Regions from separate parts of the Homo sapiens genome. Here region 2 is linked to region 1. The links are chromatin loops, found by intact Hi-C in ENCODE. Cell type or tissue: transverse colon. All regions are shown on one strand. Each heading gives the region's core, and the rest is flanking DNA. Links, peaks and the distances in the headings are about the cores only.

Region 1 (8,000 bases), core at 1-8,000:
TTATAAATGGGGAAACCAGAGCACAGGAATGCTGAGTCACACTTGCACGGTTTCTCAGCCAGCAGGTGGTAGAGTGAGCCCAATGCCTGGACCCTCAGCACCTACCAGCAGGTGCCTGGCAGAGAAGAGGTATTCACTAAGCATTTGCTAATGAACAAGAGGAAGCAGACTCTTAGGGAAGGAATGAGGGGTGTGTTCTGTACTGAGTTTACTACTTCCTGAATGCTGGGGACCACCACTTGCTACCCAATCCCAAGGTGACACCAGACACACCCAAGGGTCTTATGAGGGTTGCTAGGATCTACTGCATGTCTGTAATGTTTAACTGTTTTATGAACATGGCATTGTTCTTGTAATTAGAAAAGGGAAAGACATTTGTTTTATGTCAAGGGATTTCTCAGATAAAATAGGAGAAGGACATTCCAATAAGCAGGAACAATGGGTATAAAAAGTTTGATCTCGAGGAAGGTAAGTAATGTACCATTTCCCAAACTGTGACAGGTTAATAGGTTTTCAGTGACAAAGGGCTTCCATGGTTAAATATTTTTGGGAAATTACAGAATTAAACAAAAGTAGACTGATTTCTTTGCTGCAGGACTCCTTAGATTTAAAGTGTATTTTAAATCTACAAATAGAGGAGAGAAGATGCTGCATTTTCCAAATGTTTGAAAAATCTATGATAACATACTACAAGTCAGGAGGCCAGGGTCCCTATCTTGTCTCTGCTGCTGACAAGCTGCATACCCTGGACAAGCATCTAAACTCTGAGGCCTTAATACCTGAATAGAAAAGATTATCCTCAGAGCTAACATTTATTCAGCACTGACTCCATGCCAGCCTCTGGGCTAAGAACTTTTACAAATTCATTTTCCTCTTCCCAACCCTATGATATGGGTACTATTACCATCCTTTTTCTACAGATAAAAAGACAGAGGTCTACACATAAAAAGAGGTTTCCAGACACTCAATGTAAACTAAAGAAACAGAGGAAAGGGGCAGTGGGAGACTTTGGGGACCTTCCAGAGCAAGGCACACATTGTAACGTGTGCCCCTCTTGCTCCTCCTGGATCCACACCCTCTGGAGCCCCGTGGTGGGGGTCAGGGATGTGTTGCATGGCCCAATTGCAGAGTGGAAGAGGAACCAGATGGCAGGCCTGCTAGCTACCACAGGAGAGGCTTGAGCAGGAAGGAGATTCAAAGTATGACAGCTGCTCTGGGAGGGGTAATGCCCAATTGGAACAGACACAATATAGCAGAGTCCTGGAGGCACCCTGCTGGGTGGCAGGAAGGAGAGGGATGGGATCCTCTGGGTAGTAGCTACTTTACTAGTTTGGAAATCTTTCAGCATTTCAGCAGCATTCTGGCTATATCAGAGAATGTGCCTAAATACCAGCCGTGGTTTTATTTTTTATTTATTTATTTATTTTTAAGTTTTGAAAGTCTTTAATTTCACCCCTCCGCCGTGGTTTTAGGTGTCTTCCCCAAAGGTCCTTTGCGGACAATTCCTCCCTTTGGCCTTTGCGCCAGAGTCTTTGATTTCTATTCAGATGTAGATCTGCTGAGAGCCTGATCCTGCAGCCATTAGAGGTCAAGGTGAATGGGGATCTGAAAGGTGATGTCACTCCAGAGGATGGAGTCTGGAGAGGACGCCTGTTGAGCGTCCCTTAGTATACATTGAGTACCTACTGTGTGCCAGCCCTGAGATTGATGCAGGATACAGTAGTGAGCACATCAGAGTGGGGCAAAGGGACCATAAACAAAATAACAAATTAGGGTAGGTCAAAGGGGTCGGAAGCCTATAGGAGCAGCTTCCTCCACTAAGCAGTCTATCCTGGGGACCTAGAAGCCACAGGAAAGCAGGCCTGGGTTCTGCCCAGGAACTTCTATGCCCAGGGTGGGTGCCTGTCCTGCCATCCTTCCCAACTGGCATCTCTGCTGCTGCTCCCAACTCCCAGCCCTGTGGGCGGCTCCTTTGGGCATCCCAGCCCAGGGCGTGGGGCCGGGGCTTCCTGGAGCTGGGTGTGGAGCCAGGAATGGAACAGAGGAGCCATTGAGCTGCCCACAGAGTTGCCACCTGGGTGCCCATGGGCACTGCAGGCTAGAGCTGAGGAGGCCCACGCCAGCCTCGGAGGGGTCGCAGCTCTGGGCATGGGCCCAGGACTTGGGTAAGAAGGGTGCTGCCTGCAGGCTTGGTGAGGGAGAGGCCGAAGGGGCTCTATGGAGTGGAGGATTAGGGGTGGGGAGACTATCGGGGGTTGGATCAGGCACCTCTGCTGACCAAGCAGCTTCTGGTGACACAGCTTCACTTGGAAAGACTGTCCCCTCATATGATCCCACCCAATCCAGATTTGTGCTTCCTCTCCTGAATGAACAAGGAAAAGTACTTCCTTTGTCCATTCTTCCTGTTTTATGTGAATGGAGTTAACACTGTCAGGAATTTGAAAGTAAACATGGTTCCTGCCCTCAGGAAGCTCACAGTCTGCAGGAAGACATGGAACAAAACAAACATTTACCATGCAGTGTGATAATAGCCCAGCACAGAGACACCTAACAGGCCTGGGAGGTGTATGGAAAGGCTTTCTGAAGAAATAATCTATAAGAGTTAGCTCTTGAGGAGGAAGGGGAAAGTGATCCAGGCAGAGGGAAAGCCTTTGAAGTAGAAAGAACATGCAGCTTTCTGGTAACAAAGTGATCCAAGGTGAGTAGAGAGAAACTAAAGAGGAAAGTGGAAGCTTTCAAATCTCTTCAACTGCAGACTTTTTCCTGAAGCACTGGAGAGCCATCGCAAGGTTTATGGATAACGTGTTGGTTGAGTCAGACACTGTTAAGCAGCTGCCACAAGAGTGTGATGCTGGCTGCCGACTGACAGAATCACCGAAGGTGGGCTGACCACAGAGCCGCCTTGGTCAAGGGGTGGGGCTGTGGGTGCCAGTTGGCCTGGGAGGAAGCAGCTTGGGCGGGTAGGGGTGAGTGGATTTATTTTCTCTACTTCCTGGCAGAAGGAGGACTAGGGGTGAAGGGCTCCAAGGGGAGATAGGCGATGATCAAGGAGAAACATTTGTCTAGTGCCTACTGTATGCCAGGTGCTTACTGGAGCTGGAAAGACAAAAACAACAAAGAGCTCCAGATATGAATAGTCCAGTGGTGGTAATTGGATGATCTGAGATGGTGGTTATCCCACAAGCAGGCAGAGACGCAAAGGAGGTTGTAAAGGAGCTGAGGGCATGAATAGAACAAGGTGGGAGCTGAAGACCCCAGATGAGACAGTAGGAGCCATTGGGAGGTACCTCAGAGGGAATAGCAAGGTGGAAGGAACATGCAGAAGGGGTCTCCGAGGTGAAGAGGTTCCTTTCTTCATCTCTGCCTTGCTAGGGGTCACCATTCCCAGTTGCTCTAACCCAGAGCAGGCCAGTCACCCCACGGCCTCCCAGCCCAGCTGGCTCCTACAGCCCTGGTCTGGCTCAGAATCAAAGCCTAGACTGAGATTTAGGGAAAGGCAAGAGTGGCCTCTCCCCATGCTGCAGGCCCTGGAGCCACCTCCTGTCATCGCCTGTCAACCCAGTGGTGCAGTGCTCCTGGGGTGCTGGCAGCCCTGGGTGAACCGGGCTCAGTCTCTGCCTCAGCCAGCGCCCCATCAGGAGAAGCCCAAGCCCAGCTTGGAGAAAGGTTCTATTGTCCTCAGCTGCGCCCCGCCCTGAGCACCTTGAGTGCCTCTTCGGAGTGTGTGGTTTGCAGTTCACTGTGCGATGAATGGCAGCAGGCATAGAGGAGTGGCCGTGAGCCCACTTGTGTGGGAGAAAGGGGCAGCGTAGGAAGTGAAGGGCCAAAGTGAAGCCTTTCCTGTCCCTGCCCTCCAGGAGCCACAGGGACTTCAGCACAACTTCAGGTCTGTCCCAAAGCCGGCTCCAGCATTCTCTCTCCCAGGACAGCCAAGATGCCCCCTGGTGGCAGGTTGGCAGCCTTTTGCACAAAGGGCATGGGTTCCAATCACCTGGTTCCTCCACTTACGTAGAATGGTCCTGGACATGTTCCCTAACTTCCTTGAGCCTCTGACTTCTTAAAATGGGGACAGTAATACCCACATGACAGGGATGTTGTGAGGATCCGTCAGCAGAACTGAAAAAGTGACTACTCAGTCTTCCCTTCCTTGATGCTCAGCAGCTGTTTATTTGTTCACCATCTGGAAGCGCCCTTGTAGGCATGGACCATGCTAATCTCTGAGTTGTCTCACTATTCTTTGCTTGCTCTTTGAACTCTTCCAACACCTTTGTAACTGTTTCTCTGAAGTAATTCCCTTTGTTGAACCACCTGGTGTAAGCTATGGTCCTGCTTGGACCCTGACTTGAGGCAGGCCCTATGGCCCAGTAGCCTCCTCCTGGCCATTTAGCCTAGGAGATGGCCTAGAGGCACAAAATTAGTGGAAAAGATGTACCACTTGGGGCCGGGCGCGGTGGCTCACGCCTGTAATCCCAGCACTTTGGGAGGCCAAGGCGGGCAGATCACAAGGTCAAGAGATTGAGACCATCCTAGCCAACATGGTGAAACCCCATCTCTACTAAAAACACAAAAATTAGCTGGGCTTGGTGGTGCGTGCCTGTAGTCCCAGCTACTCGGGAGGCTGAGGCAGGAGAATGGTGTGAACCCGGTAGATGGAAGTTGCAGTGAGCCGAGATCACGCCACTGCACTCCAGCCTGGGTGACAGAGTGAGACTCTGTCTCAAAAAAAAAAAAAAAAAAGAAAGAAGGAAAGAGGTACCACTTGGTTGGCAGCCTAGTAGGGGAGCCCTGCAAAGGAAGAGCCAGAGCTTGTCCCCATCCAAGCTCAGAGCCTTCCTTTGAGTACCTGGGGGTCTGGGTCGAAGGCAGCCTACTTGGGACTCTTGCTCCCATGGACAGAGTACCTTGGGAGAAGCAGAGTTGCCTCTCTGCTCCCTGAAGCCCACTCTCTTCACTCTCCTCCCACAGCTAGCTATCCTAGAAGACTATGCGGACCCGTTTGATGTTCAGGAGACTGGCGAAGGCTCAGCAGGAGCTTCAGGAGCCCCAGAGAAGGTCCCTGAAAATGATGGCTACATGGAGCCCTATGAGGCTCAAAAGATGATGGCCGGTGAGTGACAGGGGCAGGGGAGGTGCTCCCTGAGGCCTGGGCTCTGCAGAACAGGCTTTGCGACTCACAAGTCTAAGGACTGATTCTTTGGTCCCTGGAAAATATGGAGAAAGTCTTTTCCAGGTCCTTAGGGAGGATGGTCATTGCCTTTCAGAGTCATTTTGGAGAAGCAGCTGTGACCTGTGAGACCTGAAGTGGTATAGGAGGCCACACAACTGAAGTTCAGATAGAAGTATTCAAGATAGGAAGGAAAAGAGTGGTGAGGGCTGGGAGGATCAGTGATCCCAAAAAGAGAACCACTAGCCTTGGGAGGGGGGATGAGTTTGAAATGAAACATCTTCATGGCAGTTGGAGAAAGATGACTAGAAATACAGTTACAGTGGGTGCCATGAGCCTGGGCAAGTAGTCCAAAGAGTGAGGCTAGAGAGAAAAGAGTAAGATCTGGTCTTGGGAACAGAGGCTGAGAGACAGTCCAGGGGAAAGAGATCAAATAGGGGAGATCAGAGAGGACAGGGTGGGTCTGTCCAAGCCACGGCCCTGAGGCAGGGTGAGAGGAAGTTTGTTCAGGAGCAAATGATGTTAGTGCTGGGTGTGCATGGGAACCTAGATGAGAGAGTCCGAGAGGGGCGGAGCAGTGCTTCATAGGCTGGAATGAGGTATCTGGACTTGCTTCAAAATGGGGAGTGGAGCCATGATGAATTCTTGAGCAAGAGAGGAACAGGATGAAAATGTCAGCTTTATTACTGATAAAGTTGATTAGAGAACATTACTTATGTTCACTGCAATGGGCTTATGTGTCATCACAATGGGCTTCTTAATACTTCACCACAGAATTAAACTTGCCCAATCAGGCTTGGGCAACTCAGTAGGCCTAGTGGGGGAACCCTGCAAAAGAAGAGCCAGAGCTTGTCCCCATCCAAGCTCAGAGCCTGCCCTTGGGTACCTGGGGCTCTGGGTCAAAGACAGCACAGGAGCAGGCCACTGACTGCATGAACCAGAATGTTCTTTCTCTTCAGGAAAAGAGAGTGTGCATTCACTGACCAATACAATAAACTGCTCTTCCTACTTGGGAGAGGTGGTAAGGGAGGCAGAGAGTGGTCAAGAATATCCCAGGACTATTATTCCATGGAGCTCTTGGAAACACAAGCCTGCAGAATGGAGGTTCACCCTAGCAGTAATCTATATACGGAAAGATGAGGGTGAAGGTCACTGGGTATTGGCAAAGAACAGATGGGATTTGAAGAATGAAGGAGGGCCAGGTCCAAGGAGAACAGTGTAGTAGACAGAAATGGAGAAAGTGAGAAGCTGACTACCCCATTTAGGTCAGAGGGTGTGGAACCCAGGAAGCCCCCATGAATGCCCTGAAATTATATGTGAAAATATGGGAGCACATTTTTTGGGGGAGTAGCTCCATAGCTTTTATCATATTTTCACTGGGGTCAGTGATCCCAATAAAAGAACTACTAGCTTTGGAGAAGGTGGTCAGTTTGAAACAATGGTATGTCAAAGCGAAAGGTCTTTATGGCAATGGACCCAAATGACTGGAAATACAGATGCAGCAAGTGCCATGAGGCTGGGCATACAGTTCAAGGAATTAGGATAGGGAAAAATGCATAAGACCTAGTCTTGGGAAAGAGAGGCCAAGAGAGGATCTAGGGAGAGGCCAAATGGGGGTGATCAGAAAGAAAGTCTTTGCCGGGTCCGTGGGGAGGATGGTCACTGCCTTTCCAATAGTCATTTTGGAGAAGCAGATGTGACTTGTGTGACCTGAAGTGGTACAGGAGGCCACACAACTGAAGGTCAGATATTAGCATTCGAGATAGTCAGGAAGGACAAAATAATGGTGAGGGCTGGGTCAGTGATCCCAAAAAGAGAACCAATTAGCTTTAGAGAAGGTGATGAGTTTGAAACCATGGAATGTCAAAGTGAAAGGTCTTTATGATGATGAACGTAACTTGTCGAAGGGAAAGTTTCAAGGAGCGGGTGGTCCACAGTGTCTGGGCAGCAAAGAATAATTCTGTGATTGTCAAATGATATCACTTGCGGGCTGGGTGTGGTGGCTAATGCCTGTAATCCCAGCACTTTGGAAGGCCGAGGCAGGCAGATCACCTGAGGTCAGGAGTTTGAGACCAGCCTGGCCAACATGGTGAAACCCCCCATCTCTACAAAAATACAAAAATTAGCCGGGCATGATGGCGGATGTCTGTAATCCCAGCTACTCAGGAGGCTGAGGTGGGAGAATCGCTTGAACCGGGGAGGCGGAGGTTGTAGTGAGCCGAGATCGTGCCATTGCACTCCAGCCTGGGTGAGAGAGCAAGATTCCGTCTCAAAAAAAAAAAAAAAAAGAAAAGAAAAAGAAAAAAGGAATGATATCATTTGGGACAGAAGGAAACAAATGGAGCTTGGCATCAGGGAGGAAGTGGACAACGGGAGGGTTGTGCCTCAGTTTCCTAAACTCATAAATTTTAGCTACCCAGCCCTCGCTGGCTGTTGCAGGATCCTTTTCCTGTCTTTTACTCTAGTGCCCACCTGCCCTTGCCTTCATTGGCTCCCTTGCTTTTAGAGACCCAGAAGTGTTTTGAGGGTGAGGAACCCAGGATGTGTGGTTGCTGAGCTCCCCCCAGAGCCAGGGCATCTCCTCTGAAGGAGGCCTGGCTTGTTGCTGAGAAGCATTGGAGGAGGGGAGCCAGAAAGCCAAGGCTGAACCCTCACCTTTCCCTTCCTGCCCTGCTCCGGCAGAGATCCGGGGCTCCAAGGAGACAGCAACTCAGCCCTTGCCTCTGTATGACACACCCTATGAGCCAGAGGAGGATGGGGCCACCGCGGAAGGTGAGGGGGCCCCCTGGCCCCGGGAGTCCCGCCTGCCAGAGGATGATGAGAGGCCCCCTGAGGA
Region 2 (15,427 bases), core at 7,122-15,121, 61 kb after region 1:
AGAAGTTTGGGAGTGACTTGAAGAGTGACTGGAAGCACCCCAGACCCGGTTTGTCCGGTCACAGCCGGGTCCTTACGTGAGTTAGGAGAGGAGTGGGGGTCGGACGGGAGCCCCACTGAGAGTAAGGGCGCGCGTTTGTTCACAGAACGTCGGGACCTGGTTCCCTCTTTAATCACACCCCCGGGGGCGCTTCGTGTGAGGTTCCACGGGGGAAGGCGAGAGGCGCAGGCTGCCACACACGCACTGTTTGGAAGAGGGGAAGGTAGGGAATAGTGGTCCGGGTGTGGGTGGTGGGGGATGCGGCTGCTTAGATCTGTGCGGTCCAGGTGATTTTGGAGGGGGTCTTGAAGTGCTTGCTCCCGCCCTGGCACCTAGGGCTGCACTTCCTGCTTTCATCCAGACCAAGTTCGGATCAAGTGGGAGTTCTTCAAAGAGAGAGTTTGGTAAGAAACTGGGGAGGCAAGGAAAACCTCTTAAGGCCATAAATGCCACAAGGTTTATAGACATCGAATCGCCATCCCAGTTTAACTCGAGTCTGGATACTTTGGCTTGCATGATTCTGCACCCTTGAATTCCTTATCCACATCAGCCCTTACTGGGGAATCCTGCCTCCAATCCACTTTTCAGATCTTGTTCAATTTCTCCACTTAACTCCTATTTTTGTGCAACAACACACATATACATTCATACACAGATACACACGTACACACAGACCCCTTCCTTGAAGAGGAAAGTCTAGCACAGGAGTTCCTGACAGGGTCCCCTTAGCTAGCCACAGCTGTAAACGTTTAATGGGGTCTACCCCAATCAGAGAAAAAAGCATCACATTGCAGTAGCTGTGCATTACCAATCAGAGGTCTTGGCAACTCCAGCCATGTCACCCACTCCCCACTTGTGGAGAATTAGTGGCCCTTACTCTATAGTTTCCAGCAGATGGGGGAGGTGGGCAAGGGGGAAGACTTCAGGAAAAAAGTCCTGTCAGGCTACAAGAGAGGCCACAAGACGTTAGCACATAACTTTGAATGAAGAAGGCTGGAGGTTGTTCTAGGCTGAATTTTCTTAAAGATTGTAACTTTATGTTTTACCCACCTCTCATACACACATAGGAACTCCACTTCAACCTGTGGTAGGTAAGGATTGGGTAATTGTGTCTATAATAAGATTGAGCATAAGGAAAGTCTTCAGTACATAAGGGAGCCTGGAAAGGGAGGATGCTGCCTCCTCCTCCCTAGGCCAGGTGAGAAAGGAGGACCCTAAAGTGTGGGAAACTCCCCCCACCCCATGAGAAAGCATCCCAATTTTGTCACAGGGGCCTGGGATGAAGTCTATATTACTGAGAATGACAGTCTGGGTGGTTCTTGCGTCTGTGTCTCTGTTTATCTAAATTTGTAGGTGCATATTTGACTGTATCTTGTGTCTGCTTATTTATATCAATGTACACTGTGCATACATCCTAGTCATGGTGATGAGGTAGGGGAGGAGTGGGTCAAGTTAATATTGATATGAGATTTTCTCACATTAAAACTAATTTTACTGTCAGATGTTACTTGACGAGCCAGAAAGAAAGATGTTCCCCAGGGAAACACAAGCGTTGTAGGAAAAGCAGGACTGTGGGGTGTGGGGTCTTCTCATTTCTGTCCCACCTCTTCATGCATGAGCCCTGTTAGCTTAATAATGAAAACAAAATTAGGGTCAGGGTCATGAAAAATTAACTTTAAATTAGGCAATGCAAATAAAGGAAGACCTAAGTTATGAAATGGAACAAGAAGAAATTAAGAAAGGCAAATTTCATTTACCAACTGTTTTTTTGCTTCTGTCATCTTTAATAAATATGACATTTTGGAGAACTGGAAATAAGTTAACATTGTTCTATACTTAAAATACGAAAAGCCTTTTGTTAGTGTTTCTTTTAAGCACATGTTAATAGAAATGAAACATTCTTGTAAATTTTTTTATAACCTCCCTTTAAAATAAATGCAGGAATAATATTTAACCCTGACCAAAATACATTATATTATCTCTTATTCACATATATTAAAAATACTCCTTTTTGAACTCCAGCGTATCACATGTGTTCTTGCTGTTAGCCTCGCTTTATCTTCTATCTTATTAGCCAAGATATTTTACATTTTATAGACCTTCCTCCTATGAACTTTTATTTAAAAATATAATAGCTTCAGTCTACATGTCATAAATAAAGAATTCTTACGTCAGTAAACATCTGCTTTAAAATAAATACCACTATCACATATTTTATAAAATAATTTAATACACGAATTCTTAGTTACTCATTTCAGCTAAGATTGAGATGTATGTTTCTGATTCAATTAAACATGAAAATTCATGTTTGGGTCTTTGTTAGTCTTGGAGACTCTAACTATTGGAAGAGGCTTTCTGAAAATTTTGAGAAATTACTAAAAGTTGACAGGGTTAGTCAAATCCCTTTGTGCCCAGTCCTTAGCTCTGTATTGGTGACACTCAGTTAATATTGAATTATTAGCACAGGGCAATAAGGGAGCATAGCTCCCCCTTGTGTGCAAAATCAGAAGCCACCTGTGGGGAGAGGAACTCATTCATATTTATTCATTTGATCCAGAGCCTGATTAGTATACTCTACATCCAGGGGATGCAAAGATGGAAAGATGAAATCTCTGCCCTCAAGGAGATTACAGTCTAATTGGGAGACAGATGTTCAGACAATTAGAGTACAATGTAATCATTGTTATCATGAAGGTATGTTCAAAATGCAATCAGAATGTTCAAAGTGGGAACCTCTACATTGGCCCAGTGGCATCAGAGGAAACTTCACAGAGGAGGGAACACAAACTGAGACTTGAAGGGTGAAAAGGCATTTGCCAAGAGAGTGAGTGCATTCCAGGCAGAGGAAATAGCATATCCAAAGGTATTGAAGGCTTGAAAGAGCGTGTCAGATTCAGGGAGAGGTCAGTCATTCAGTATGGCTATAGACTAGGCTGGGCAAAAGATGGAGACAGTATAGGTGGAACCGGGTTATAAAGCACTTTATGTGGGAAAGTAAGAAGATGAGATTTTAGCCAGAGCAGAGAAGTGAAATGATTATATTGGCTTACTAGAAAAAAAATTATTTTGGAACCAGGTAAGAGAGGATGAGCTTGGGTTAGGGCAGAGGCAGTACAGAAGGAAATGCATGGATAGTTTCAAGAAATATTTAGGAGGTAAGATGGTCCAGGTGTCTGGCTTATTTGATTGACCAGTGGTGATGTTGCCAAACATACAAAGACAATAGAATAAAAAGCAGGGCAGAGACAATGAATTCCATTTGAGGGGTTGTTAAAATTTCAGGCATCAAGGGAACATCCAAGTGAAAATGTCCACAGGGTGGTTGGCCCTTTTGAGTTTGGAGCTCAGGTAGGAGGACTACCTGAAGACATTTGAGAACCATCAGCCATGGGAATGGATGAGATTGCCCAGGGAATCTGGAATACTGCTAAAAGAAGAGAGCCACCACAGATTCCTGGGGAGCATCAACATTTAACAGGGAGGAAAAAGAACTAGTAGAGGAGCCACAAAGAGATGGCCAAAAGCAGGAGCCCCTGGAGAACATGGTGTGATGGAAGTGTAAGGAGGTAAAGTTTGAGGAAAGGGGGCATGGTCTGCAGTGTTAAATACCACAGAGAGGTCAAGAAGCATGAAAAGTGAAAACTGCCCTTTGGATTTAACACTTAGTGACCTAATGGAGAAGGCAGGGATGAGGAAAAGTCAGATTGTGGTAGGTTGAAGAGATAAGGCAATGGAAATGCCAATATACACTGTTTTTTCAAAAGCCTGGCTGTGACAGGAATAGAGTAAAATAGGATGGTAGCTGGAGGGGACCAAGAAGATCAAGGGAGAAGGTTCTTTTTTTGTGTGTTCTTAAGGTGGGAAAAATTTCAGTATACCCTTGAGAGAAGGAGCCAGCAGAGAAAAAGAAGCTGGGACGCTATGATGGGAAGGGGGACAACTGATGATAAAGGTGGTGGAGAAGGCAGGCATGAATGGCTAGAGCCCAGGAGGATGGATTCGCAGAATAGGAGAGAAGAGAGACGCCTATTCCTCAGGGATGGGAGAGTTGAGTAGTTAAGAAAAAGCAAAAAAGTTCATGTTAAAACTGACACTCAGGGATTAAGTGACTTGCCCAAAATACAGGATTAGAAGTTAAAACTGTCTGTCTTTCTGTCTCTTTGCCTGACACCATGCTACTCTCACAGACAACACAAGAAGGTGGCCAGCTTAGAAGGAGAGAGGAAGGCTGGGAGCTAGGGCATATTAGGAGGATCCCAGCATTAGAACTAAAAGGGACCTGGGGATTATGAAATCCATTTACAGATGAAGAAACCAAGGACTCAAGAGGTTGTCGCTTACCTGTCCAATATGACAATATTAGTAAAGAACAGAAACTAGTCCCAGAATGGATTCCAGCTCAGGGTTCTCTTCAAAAAAGATTGGAGAGGCCGGGCACGGTGGTTTATGCCTGTAATCCCAGCACTTTGGGAGGCCAAGGATGGTGGATTGCTTGAGATCAGGAGCTCAAGACCAGCCTGGCCAACATGGTGAAATCCCGTCTCTGCTAAAAAAAACTTAAAAATTAGCTGGGTGTGATGACCCGCACTTGTAATCCCAGCTACTCAGGTGGCTGAGGCATGAGAATTGCTTGATTCTGGGAGGCGGAGGTTGCAGTGAACCAAGATGGTGCCACTGCACTCCAGCCTGGGTGACAGAGCAAGACTCTGTCTCAAACAAACAAACAAACAAAATAATGGAACATAAGAACTTAATAAAAAATTTAAATGTACTCCATTTTTTATTTACTTAAAATAAAAAAAGAGATTGAAGAAAGAGATAAATGGAGTAACAAAATGCCCCCTCTTTCCCAACTTGATAGCTTATTTGTTTCCAGTACTATTCTCAGCACTTTATATACACAATCTCATTTCATGCTCACAATGATGCTTACAAGATAGACATTACTATCTCAAATTTTTAATAAAACTGGATGTCTGTAAAGGTCAAGTAACTTGCAAGAGGCAGAGGCAGAATTCAAACCCTCTGGGGCTACTTGACTCCCAAGCTTATTCTTTCATTATAACGCTTAATAAGACAATGTGTGGTCAGACTAAATTATGGAGCCTTCTGGGCAAACTGAAACCCCAGTACAGATCACACTGCATGAAATGAGGAAAACTGGGATCATTGACTCTAAGATGCATTTTTTTTTTTTCACATTCTGACATCTCTGAAATTAGGTACATCTCACCAGCAATGGTGGCCATGGTTTAATTGGCAAGACTTTTTTTCCCCTTTATTTGTGCTAAAATAGTAGTGTGTCATGCAATCCATTCTGTCTGAGATTTAACTAAACACATTAAGTTCAGGTACCATTTTCCCAATATCCTGTCTGCAAAAGAACAAATAAGAGTCAAACAAGTTCTCAGATCAGGGGATGGGCAGAGAAGACCACAGCTAGCGTTTGAGCTGAAACTTGGCCTGGGAATTTGAATCAAAGAGAAGGGCCATTGTTGGTAATGTGTGGAATAGAAGGACATCTGGCCCCAGCACTGCCTGATAGAGGGCAGGTGCCCCTTCAGTGCTTATTTAGGTGAACTCAGTGAAGCTCAACTGTTCTGCAGTTACCAGAACAAGAGCCAGGGTGCTTGAGAAAGCTGGACAGACCTGTGTGGGCAGTGCTAGGTCTGGAATTCAGTCCTCTGATGATGTGGCTGGATTATATACTTAGCAGAGAGCTGCCTGGCCTTTGTTCCTTTGGGGACTGAGGAAGAAAGCCAATCTTTTTGTAATCTGTACCATCTTTCACCTTATGCCTTCACCTGATAATATAGCTCCTTTTATGTTCTGTGATCTATCTGTGCTAGGGGCCTGAAGGAGAGAGAAGAGAATTTTATTTCTTGAGACAGTCCCAGAAGAAACAGAGAAGCCCCCAGGGTGGTGGTAGCACTGACTTATGGAACCTGGAGGTTAAGAGAGGAGAATGGGGCAACAGAGACTGATGGCAAAGACCCTCATTCTGTCACCTAAAAGATGGGGAGATGGATGGCTGAGGGGCAGTGGAACGGTGGTAATAGCAGAGTCTGATGATGCACAAAATGTGAGCTCCAGAGAAGAGGAACCTAGTCTGGCTCATTCTGTGCTGTATCTCCAGCACTAAAAACAGTGCCAGGTACATTGAGGGCATGCAATAAATGTCTATTGTTGTTGTACAGCATTGCCCCCCCTGCACCACCTCACCAAGATGGCTACTTTGGGACACACATTCCCCTTCTATGCTGGCCCCAAGCCAACCTTCCCGATGGACACCACTTTGGCCAGCATCATCATGATCTTTCTGACTGCACTGGCCACGTTCATCGTCATCCTGCCTGGCATTCGGGGAAAGACGGTGAGAAACCCAGTCCTGGAGACCCCAGCCCAGAGAGACCTCAGCCTCAGGCTGAGGGGTTCAGAGTCTCTGACTACAACCAGGCTAAGGAAGGAGACCCCAGTGCGGAGAAAAGATAGCCACGACCCCAGGCAGAAAGCTCCCCATTCATTGATTCAGCAGTTCACTATTGAGCGCTGGTGGGGCATGGTGGCTCATGCCTGCAATCCCAGAACTTTGGGAGGCTGAAGTGGGAGGATTGCTTGAGCCCAGGAGTTCGAGGCCAGCCTGGGTTTATAGTATAGACCTCATCTCTTAAAAAAAAAAAATAGCTGGGCATCATGGTGTGCATCTGTAGTTGCAGCTACTTGGGAGGCTGAGGTGGGAGGATCACTTGAGTGGCTGCAGTGATATAAGATCGCATCACTGCCCTCCAGCCTGGGCAAGAGAGTGAGATCCTGTCTCTAATAAATAAATAAATGCATACATAAATACATAAGCACTTATTATGTGCCAGACACTCTGATTTCAATTGACCAAGTGATCTCAGCTTTAGAATTCCCGCCCCTCCCCCAAGTCTGGAAACAGGAAGGGTAGATGTGGAAGGAAGGCACTCTTTACTTAACCCACCTACCTTGTGACTCAGAGGCTGTTCTGGCTGCTTCGGGTGGTGACCAGCTTATTCATCGGGGCTGCAATCCTGGGTGAGTGCGAAGTGCAGCTGACTTGGGCTGCTGCCTCCATCCCTTCAACTCCCTCAGCAGCCTGCATCTCCTCTCCTTGTTTCCCCACAGCGGTGGGCCCTTGCTTCAGGGTGGCTTCCAGACCCTGCCCATATGCTTCTCTCACCATGGCCTTATCTCCCCACTCTTACCCTTGCCTGGAGAGGTGTCACCCTGGAAAACAAGCTGGATGCATCTCCTCAACCTTCCTAACACTTTTATTCGGGGGAAAGGAGGTCAAAATGAATGTCTGTGGGGAGAGGGCCCCAGAAAGGAAGGGAGGAAATGGGAAACAGCTGTTTGCTTTAGTTTGGTGATGAGGCAAATAGGAGAGATGAAAGTCTCCGTGAGGCCGGGCACAGTGGCTCATGCCTGGAATCCCAGCACTTTGGGAGGCTGAGGTGGGTAGATCACCTGAGATCAGGAGTTCGAGATCAGCCTGACCAACATGGGGGAAACCCCATCTCTACTAAAAATACAAAAAATTAGCTGGGCATGATGGCAGACACCTGTAATCCCAGCTACTCGGGAGGCCGAGGCAGGAGAATTGCTTGAACCCGGGAGGCGGAGGTTGCAGTGAACCAAGATGGTGCCACTGCACTCCAGCCTGGGAGACAGAGCAAGACTCCGTCTCAAAGAAAGTTTTTGTTGAAGCTATCTGCGTTTGCCTTGCCTGGCATGGTTTTGGTTCATGTTTCCTTCCCAGCTCCCTGAGTGACTCTCCCTAAAGCAGGGAGAAAGGGAGGGAAGAGGTAAACAGAATATGGCCAAGGGAAATCCCACACATGTGGTTGGCAGACTTACCATGAGCCAGACCCTGGCTAGTTAACGGGTATCCAGTTATGACCAAAACAGACATGGACCCCTTGTATTTCTCCTTCTGACTCTAACCTAGTAATGCCCAGTCATCTCTGAGTTCCCATATGTCCAACTCCCCAACCACAGCTGTGAATTTCAGTTCTGAGTGGTCTGTGGGCCAGGTCAGCACCAACACATCATACAAGGCCTTCAGTTCTGAGTGGATCAGCGCTGATATTGGGCTGCAGGTCGGGCTGGGTGGAGTCAACATCACACTCACAGGTGAGGGAGGGCTCTTACCTGTGGTGGGGGGGAAGGCTCTGCCATCTTTGGGATCTATGTTTGGTGTGGTCAAAGAGCTATAGGATGCCTGGCACAGGGGCTGGGAGGATGTGTGAGGTGGGAGGTCAGAGGCATGGTAGGAAGGGAAATTCAGGGCCTTGGAAGCTACCTTCTCTCAGTTGAGACCACTTCCTGTCCCTCTGCCCAGTGTGGGTGAGTCCCTACCTAGGCCCCACTCTGGCCCTTGGGTTCCTGCTGAGCAGAGCTGCCTTGTGCCCTAGGGACCCCCGTGCAGCAGCTGAATGAGACCATCAATTACAACGAGGAGTTCACCTGGCGCCTGGGTGAGAACTATGCTGAGGAGTATGCAAAGGCTCTGGAGAAGGGGCTGCCAGACCCTGTGTTGTACCTAGCTGAGAAGTTCACTCCAAGAAGCCCATGTGGCCTATACCGCCAGTACCGCCTGGCGGGACACTACACCTCAGCCATGCTATGGTGAGGATGGGAAGGAGACGGGGTGGAGGCCCTGGTAGCCTAGATTCAGGAACAGGGTTTCTACCCATCTCTCCTCCACTCATGTGGGTATCTCAGGTGGGGTGGCCTGGCACCAGTCCCCATGGTGCTGGCTTGGGAAGTCCATGGGAAGGAATCCCTACCTCATATCTTTGGGTCACTCTTGGGTCCCTGAACCTCCGCCTGGGCCCATCCAAATTCACCAGCAGGTAGAAGTACCTGGGCCAGTCCTCACTGGGTCCTGGCTCTCCAGGGTGGCATTCCTCTGCTGGCTGCTGGCCAATGTGATGCTCTCCATGCCTGTGCTGGTATATGGTGGCTACATGCTATTGGCCACGGGCATCTTCCAGCTGTTGGCTCTGCTCTTCTTCTCCATGGCCACATCACTCACCTCACCCTGTCCCCTGCACCTGGGCGCTTCTGTGCTGCATACTCACCATGGGCCTGCCTTCTGGATCACATTGACCACAGGTAAGACCCAGCCCTAAAGACAAGCACTAGAAGTCTCAAGGCCAGGGAGGGAGGGCCTGGGGGCATCATGTCGGTAGAGTTGAGGGTCTGTTCCTGGAGGCCAGGATGGCTTTGCCCTCTTTAAAGTCCCACCCTCTTGTATCTCTTATCTCCTGATTTTCTCTCCCCAGTGCCACTTCCCCCCCCTCCTCAGAGATGCCCACTCCCTTGTATCTTCTCTGTCTCTGTCATCCCCTAACTCTCTTCACCCAGCTGCTTCTAAAATCTTCCAACCCCCTGTCCCCTCTTGCTTCCTCCAAATACCCTTCTCTGGGTCCCCATTCTTAAACCCTTCCCTGTCCTGCCTTACACATCCCTAAATTGTCCTGCAGTCTTATTCTCCTCTCCTGTCCCGCTGTCTACTCCCTCATGTGCCTCCTCATGCCTCCTCTGTGCCCTGCCCTTCCCCAGGGTTTTTTTCTTTTCTCTCCCTATTTTCAGAGTTCTCCCTCTCCCCCTTTCTCTCTCTCTCTCTCCCGGGATATAACAGAAGGAGCACTGGGCTTGGAGTCTGGAAACTTAGGACAACAGAGCCACACCAGCCACATGCCCCTCAGCCAGTCACCTCTCTGAGCCCAAGTTGCCCTGAAGCAGGGGCTCTAGGCTTCCCTTAGAGTTGTTCTGACACTCCCAGGGGAAGATATCCTCGGCAGGTGTTACTAGCACTAAGGTGGGACAATTGTTGCCCTCATCTCCAGGACTGCTGTGTGTGCTGCTGGGCCTGGCTATGGCGGTGGCCCACAGGATGCAGCCTCACAGGCTGAAGGCTTTCTTCAACCAGAGTGTGGATGAAGACCCCATGCTGGAGTGGAGTCCTGAGGAAGGTGGACTCCTGAGCCCCCGCTACCGGTCCATGGCTGACAGTCCCAAGTCCCAGGACATTCCCCTGTCAGAGGCTTCCTCCACCAAGGCATACTGTAAGGAGGCACACCCCAAAGATCCTGATTGTGCTTTATAACATTCCTCCCCGTGGAGGCCACCTGGACTTCCAGTCTGGCTCCAAACCTCATTGGCGCCCCATAAAACCAGCAGAACTGCCCTCAGGGTGGCTGTTACCAGACACCCAGCACCAATCTACAGACGGAGTAGAAAAAGGAGGCTCTATATACTGATGTTAAAAAACAAAACAAAACAAAAAGCCCTAAGGGACTGAAGAGATGCTGGGCCTGTCCATAAAGCCTGTTGCCATGATAAGGCCAAGCAGGGGCTAGCTTATCTGCACAGCAACCCAGCCTTTCCGTGCTGCCTTGCCTCTTCAAGATGCTATTCACTGAAACCTAACTTCACCCCCATAACACCAGCAGGGTGGGGGTTACATATGATTCTCCTATGGTTTCCTCTCATCCCTCGGCACCTCTTGTTTTCCTTTTTCCTGGGTTCCTTTTGTTCTTCCTTTACTTCTCCAGCTTGTGTGGCCTTTTGGTACAATGAAAGACAGCACTGGAAAGGAGGGGAAACCAAACTTCTCATCCTAGGTCTAACATTAACCAACTATGCCACATTCTCTTTGAGCTTCAGTTCCCAAATTTGCTACATAAGATTGCAAGACTTGCCAAGAATCTTGGGATTTATCTTTCTATGCCTTGCTGACACCTACCTTGGCCCTCAAACACCACCTCACAAGAAGCCAGGTGGGAAGTTAGGGAATCAACTCCAAAACGCTATTCCTTCCCACCCCACTCAGCTGGGCTAGCTGAGTGGCATCCAGGACGGGGGAGTGGGTGACCTGCCTCATCACTGCCACCTAACGTCCCCCTGGGGTGGTTCAGAAAGATGCTAGCTCTGGTAGGGTCCCTCCGGCCTCACTAGAGGGCGCCCCTATTACTCTGGAGTCGACGCAGAGAATCAGGTTTCACAGCACTGCGGAGAGTGTACTAGGCTGTCTCCAGCCCAGCGAAGCTCATGAGGACGTGCGACCCCGGCGCGGAGAAGCCATGAAAATTAATGGGAAAAACAGTTTTTAAAAAACAAAAGAAAAAAAGGTTTATTTACAGATCGCCCCAGGAGACTTTCCCTGGTGCCTGCGGATGTCCGAGGCCTCGCGCCAGCAGCGCTCAGTGCCCTTCCTGGAGCTCTCCTGGCCCAGGCCTGGCGGGCACTGCTTCCCGGCCTGCGATGTCCCAAGGCGGGGAAGGAGTCCAGATTGGGTCCCCCTCACAGGTTAGTGGTGATACATTTTAAGTCTGGGAGAGCGGCCTGCTTGTGCAGTGGGTCGCCGAGGATAAGAGGTGAGCCCCCTCTCTCCTGGCTGCAGTCCTTGGCGCTTTGGTCCAGAAGGGTGCGAAGAGCGCTGGGCCGAACATACTGGAGACTCACCACGGCCCCTCCGAGGAAGAGGCACAGGACGCCTGTGGCGGTGGGGATCGAAAGAAAGGAGGGCATGTGGAGTCAGGGCTATGTTGCCCAGGCTGGTCTCGAACTCTGGCCTCAAACGACCTTCCTGCCTCGACCTCCCAAAGTGCTGGGATTACAGGCGTGATGCCCGGGCCTTCTTCCATCTTTTGGAGCCTACCCCTTGTGTTACCTCCCGCCACACACCTCTAATCTGAATTACATGAAACACGGCAAGACACCAAACCCTTCTGAGCCCCCCACTTTTCATCTGTAAAATGGTCATAACAGTGCCTGTTTCTGCGAACTATTGAGAGGGGCAAATAGGGTAATAGATGTGAATTCATTCTGTAAACTGGAAAGTGCACACCCGGTGTGAATCCTGTCTCCACCCTTAGCCCCCGGGGCCCATTCTCTCGGTCCTCACCGGTTGCCAGCGTGACCCAGAAGGCGGCGCCGTACTGAGTGGTGAGCGCGGAGGAGCCTAGGCGGAGCGGGCAGAGCGGCACGCTAGAGATGGAGGCCAAGGCGAAGACCCCGAAGAGCGCGAAGGCTCCGGTGGTCAGCAGTGCCAGGCCTCCGTAGAGCGGGGCCGGCGTGGAGAGCAGCACGTTGGAGAGGAGCCAGAAGCAGAACGCCACCCTGCCGGGGAGTGGGGGGACCCGCTGTGAGCGGGCTTCTCCCAGCCCACCGGGGTTCCCACAGCTGCGCTCTTCTTTATCCCTACCCCAGCGTCAAAGCCAGGGACTGGGATGGCAGCGGTGCAGGGGAATTCCCCGGGGGAGAAGCGGGCTCCTGAGGTCCAGGCGGTGGCTGGAGTCTCTCCGGATTCCGTCTGTGCAGATCTCGTGGATCTTCTAACCCGCGAGGCTGTCATGCCCACCCCGAGCGCGTCGGGTCTGGCTGCAGCTGCTCAGCGCCTCCGAGGCCTGCATCCTCCCGCTCATACGGCCCAGCTCCTGGCACACACACACGTGCACACAGCCTTCCCTCCAGCACTTACCATAGCGTGGCCGAGGCGTAGTGTCCCGCCAGGTGGTACTGGTGGTACAGGCCGCAAGGGCTACTCGGTGTGAACTTCTCCGCCAGGTAGAGCACTGGGTCCGGCAGCCCCTTCTCCAGTGCGTTCGCGTACTCCGCGGCGTAATTCTCTTTCAGACGCCAGGTGAACTGCTCGTTGTAGTCAATGGTCTCGTTCAGCTGATGCACTGGGGTCCCTGTGGGGTGAGGCGGGCTCATGGGGCTGCCCGCGGTCGGAGACCTCGCAACTAAGCGGATTCAGACAGGAAAGTGGGGGTGTGGCGCTCTCGGCGGGAGAAATGGGTTCGGTGGTGGTTGGAGAAAACGCAAATCCACGAGGACCACAAGCTATTTGAGCTTGTGGGATGTGAGAGGCCCTCCAGCTATCCCTGACACACTCACCTAACCGGGGATCTCCCAGCTCCAGGAGTTCATTTAGCCCCAGCCCCCTCACCTGTGAGTGTAATATTAATGCCCTCCAGGCCCACGAGCAGACGGACACGGGCTGTAACGCGCGCTGCGCTGAAGGCTTTGTAGGATGTGTTGGTGTTCACTGTACCCACGAACCATTCTGCACTGAAGTGCACAGCTGTAGGGAAAGGCACACGGTGGGGGTGGGATGAGGGTGGGAAAATGGAATTAGAGAGTGGTATGGGAGGTGGGACACTGCAGAGAGATGGGGACTTAGAGGTCCAATGTGGTTGCATGGTAAGGGCCAAAAAGTGGGCCCTAGAAGGAGCTGGAGAGTGGGAAGAGGGAGCAGAAAACCAACCCCAGTTCCCTATTGTCCCAGGTGCCCTCTGCCCACCTCCTTCCTCACCCCGTCCTCTCCCCATGGGCTGCACCACACACTCACCCACAATTTCTGCGCCTATGAACAGACTGAGAAGAACTCTCACCAACCAAAACCAGCGCTGCAGGAATAGGCACCCGGGTCAGGCCTGAGCCCTGCCAAACCAGAGTCCCCAAGACCACCCTTGACCCCACTTCACCTGGATCTTTAGTTATATCCAGACTTTTGAGACTAATGTTAGGCACGCTTTTCCTGCAAGTCCCTCTGGGCTACTGGCATTTCTGATATTTTGTGACCACGCACTTTCACCTCCCTAGCCCCATTTCCCATCTACCCTAACAGCACCTCCCCTCCACCCCCACTTCCTGGCACTCTTCCACCACCTTCACTCCCCTAGCTGTCTGGCGCCTGGTCCTGGTTCTGCCTCCTGGTCCAGTCACTGCTTGGTGAGGCTCAGTGAGTCCAGAAGTGCTAGGCACGCAGGGGTCACCTCCCTCAGAAGAGGGAGGCCCCAGCCTGATCTCCGAGGGGAGGAGGTGGGAATGCAGATACTCCTAGGTGCACCAGTTCCAGGGAAAGCAACACAGATTAAGATGCAGAAAAGCTGGGTCCTCCCAGAACTGAAAAATGCACAACCTAGGTTCTGGGAGAGGGGGAAAGTCTAAGACAATGCACCCAGTTGGCTCCAACTTCTAATCCAATGTGGGAGTCTCAGTCCTGAGGATGAGGCACCCATACACATGTGTCTCAACCCAGTGCAAAGGGGAACACTGCAGTCTGAGCTGCTGGCATCTGTCCTTTTGGCCTGAAGGTCATCACCCACCGGATGGGATGAGAGTGCAGCTTTAGTCCTGGGAGAGGTGGGAGGCCCTCCAGCACAAGAAGCCTAGACTGTTCCTCAGGATTACTGGACTGGGTGCCCATTCTCTGCAGCAGCCTTCCCAAGGACCCAGCTGGGGTCCTTCTCCAGGATATCCTGGATGGGGAGCTCTCCCTATCCTTGGAAAGGGGTGCTTGCTGCACCAGACTCCTGACTTCACTCCACCTGAGCCTCAATTCGACTATTCATGGAGGCTCTTGTACAGTCTTACCTGTCCTGGGTCCCTCAGGAGACAATCTGCCCATGAGCCTTCCCCCACTCTACCTGCACTATGAGGACACCCTTACCGAGTGGCCACGGATCCCCGGCAAGATGAGCAGGAAGCTTGCTGCTAGAGCCAAAAACACTAGAATAACGATGAGCAGTGGAACGCTGAAGCCTGCGGCATGCCGGGGCTGGGGGTAAAAAGGCAGTACGCCGTTCCACAGGGTCATGCTGCACGCCGGCCGAGTGCTGCACGCAGGCGGGCAGGCAAGCCAGCAAGCTGGGGCTGCCTGGACGCGGGAGAGCGCGTCCTTGGCGTCTCTTTGCGTACAAGGCTGGGACCGAGTGGGCTGGTGAAGTCTGAGTCCTGCACCTCTCCGTTAAGGAAGCGTGGAGGTGGGCTGCTCTCAACGCTCTGGGGTTGGTACCGACAGAGTTTTTCTAGCCGGCGAGCGAAACTATTTCTCACTGTCTGTAGCCGTTACTTTCCTGGTTCTGCGGGTTGGCGCTGAGTTTGGAAGTCGCGCGGGACCCCTTTTATAGCAGCGTGGGCGACGTGCCACACGGGTGTCCCAGCCCAGGGGCTGGTCTGAGCTGGAAGAGGTTGTGCAAATAAGGGCCCCACCTCCACGGCAGGAGGGTGAGCCCTAGGTCCAGATGCTCACACTGGCGCAGGTCTGTCCTGAGCCGACACCTGCACAGTGGCGAGACCAAGGACCCAGAGAGAAAGGTGAGAGTGCAGCCGGGGAGGCTGAGGATCGGCGGAGCTGGAAGAGTGAGGGTGAAGGCAAGAAGTAGAGCACAGAAGCAAAGATTTTAAGAGGAAAGAAGACATCTGAACCCAACACCACCCTAAACCACAGGTTAGACCAGAGTTTGGGATCTGACCCTAGCCCTCGCCCATCATGCACAGGCGTTCATTGCAGAAGGGGAGTTTATTGGGGAAGGGGGGATTCATTGTGGAAGGGTGCTGCAGTCCCTCA

Evidence for each region. Peaks named below come from ENCODE experiments on the same cell type or tissue, not always from the same donor. Only the 100,000 strongest peaks of a DNase experiment are listed, where the experiment ranks them.
Region 2: a loop joins it to region 1, with 9 times the contacts of the local background. A loop is called at or near these places in 12 of 110 quality-filtered maps.

Annotation. Positions count from the first base shown.
Region 1 is chr15:45,175,272-45,183,271 of GRCh38, reverse strand. It overlaps SHF (Src homology 2 domain containing F), which reads left to right. Exons shown (of 7, transcript NM_001394037.1): 2 at 4,966-5,107; 3 at 7,847-8,000. It overlaps LOC124903481 (a long non-coding RNA gene), which reads right to left and starts at 4,968. Exons shown (of 2, transcript XR_007064608.1): 1 at 1-4,968. RefSeq lists enhancers at 1-171, 3,618-4,124. In transverse colon, for the core only: a CTCF peak has its summit at 3,951 (motif pointing left); DNase peaks (open chromatin) are centred at 1,152, 3,701 and 3,921.
Region 2 is chr15:45,113,853-45,129,279 of GRCh38, reverse strand. DUOX2 (dual oxidase 2) reads left to right here and starts at 15,108. Exons shown (of 34, transcript NM_001363711.2): 1 at 15,108-15,307. DUOXA2 (dual oxidase maturation factor 2) reads right to left here and starts at 14,954. Exons shown (of 6, transcript NM_207581.4): 1 at 14,528-14,954; 2 at 13,424-13,481; 3 at 13,022-13,156; 4 at 12,551-12,764; 5 at 11,975-12,189; 6 at 10,859-11,564. The coding sequence starts at 14,674. The coding sequence ends at 11,371. It overlaps DUOXA1 (dual oxidase maturation factor 1), which reads left to right. Exons shown (of 9, transcript NM_001276266.2): 3 at 146-262; 4 at 6,237-6,412; 5 at 7,038-7,095; 6 at 8,059-8,193; 7 at 8,475-8,688; 8 at 8,960-9,177; 9 at 9,915-11,914. The coding sequence starts at 6,266. The coding sequence ends at 10,174. RefSeq lists an enhancer at 11,112-11,311. In transverse colon, for the core only: a CTCF peak has its summit at 10,983 (motif pointing right); a DNase peak (open chromatin) is centred at 10,999; H3K4me3 peaks cover 1,364 bases; H3K27me3 peaks cover 7,723 bases.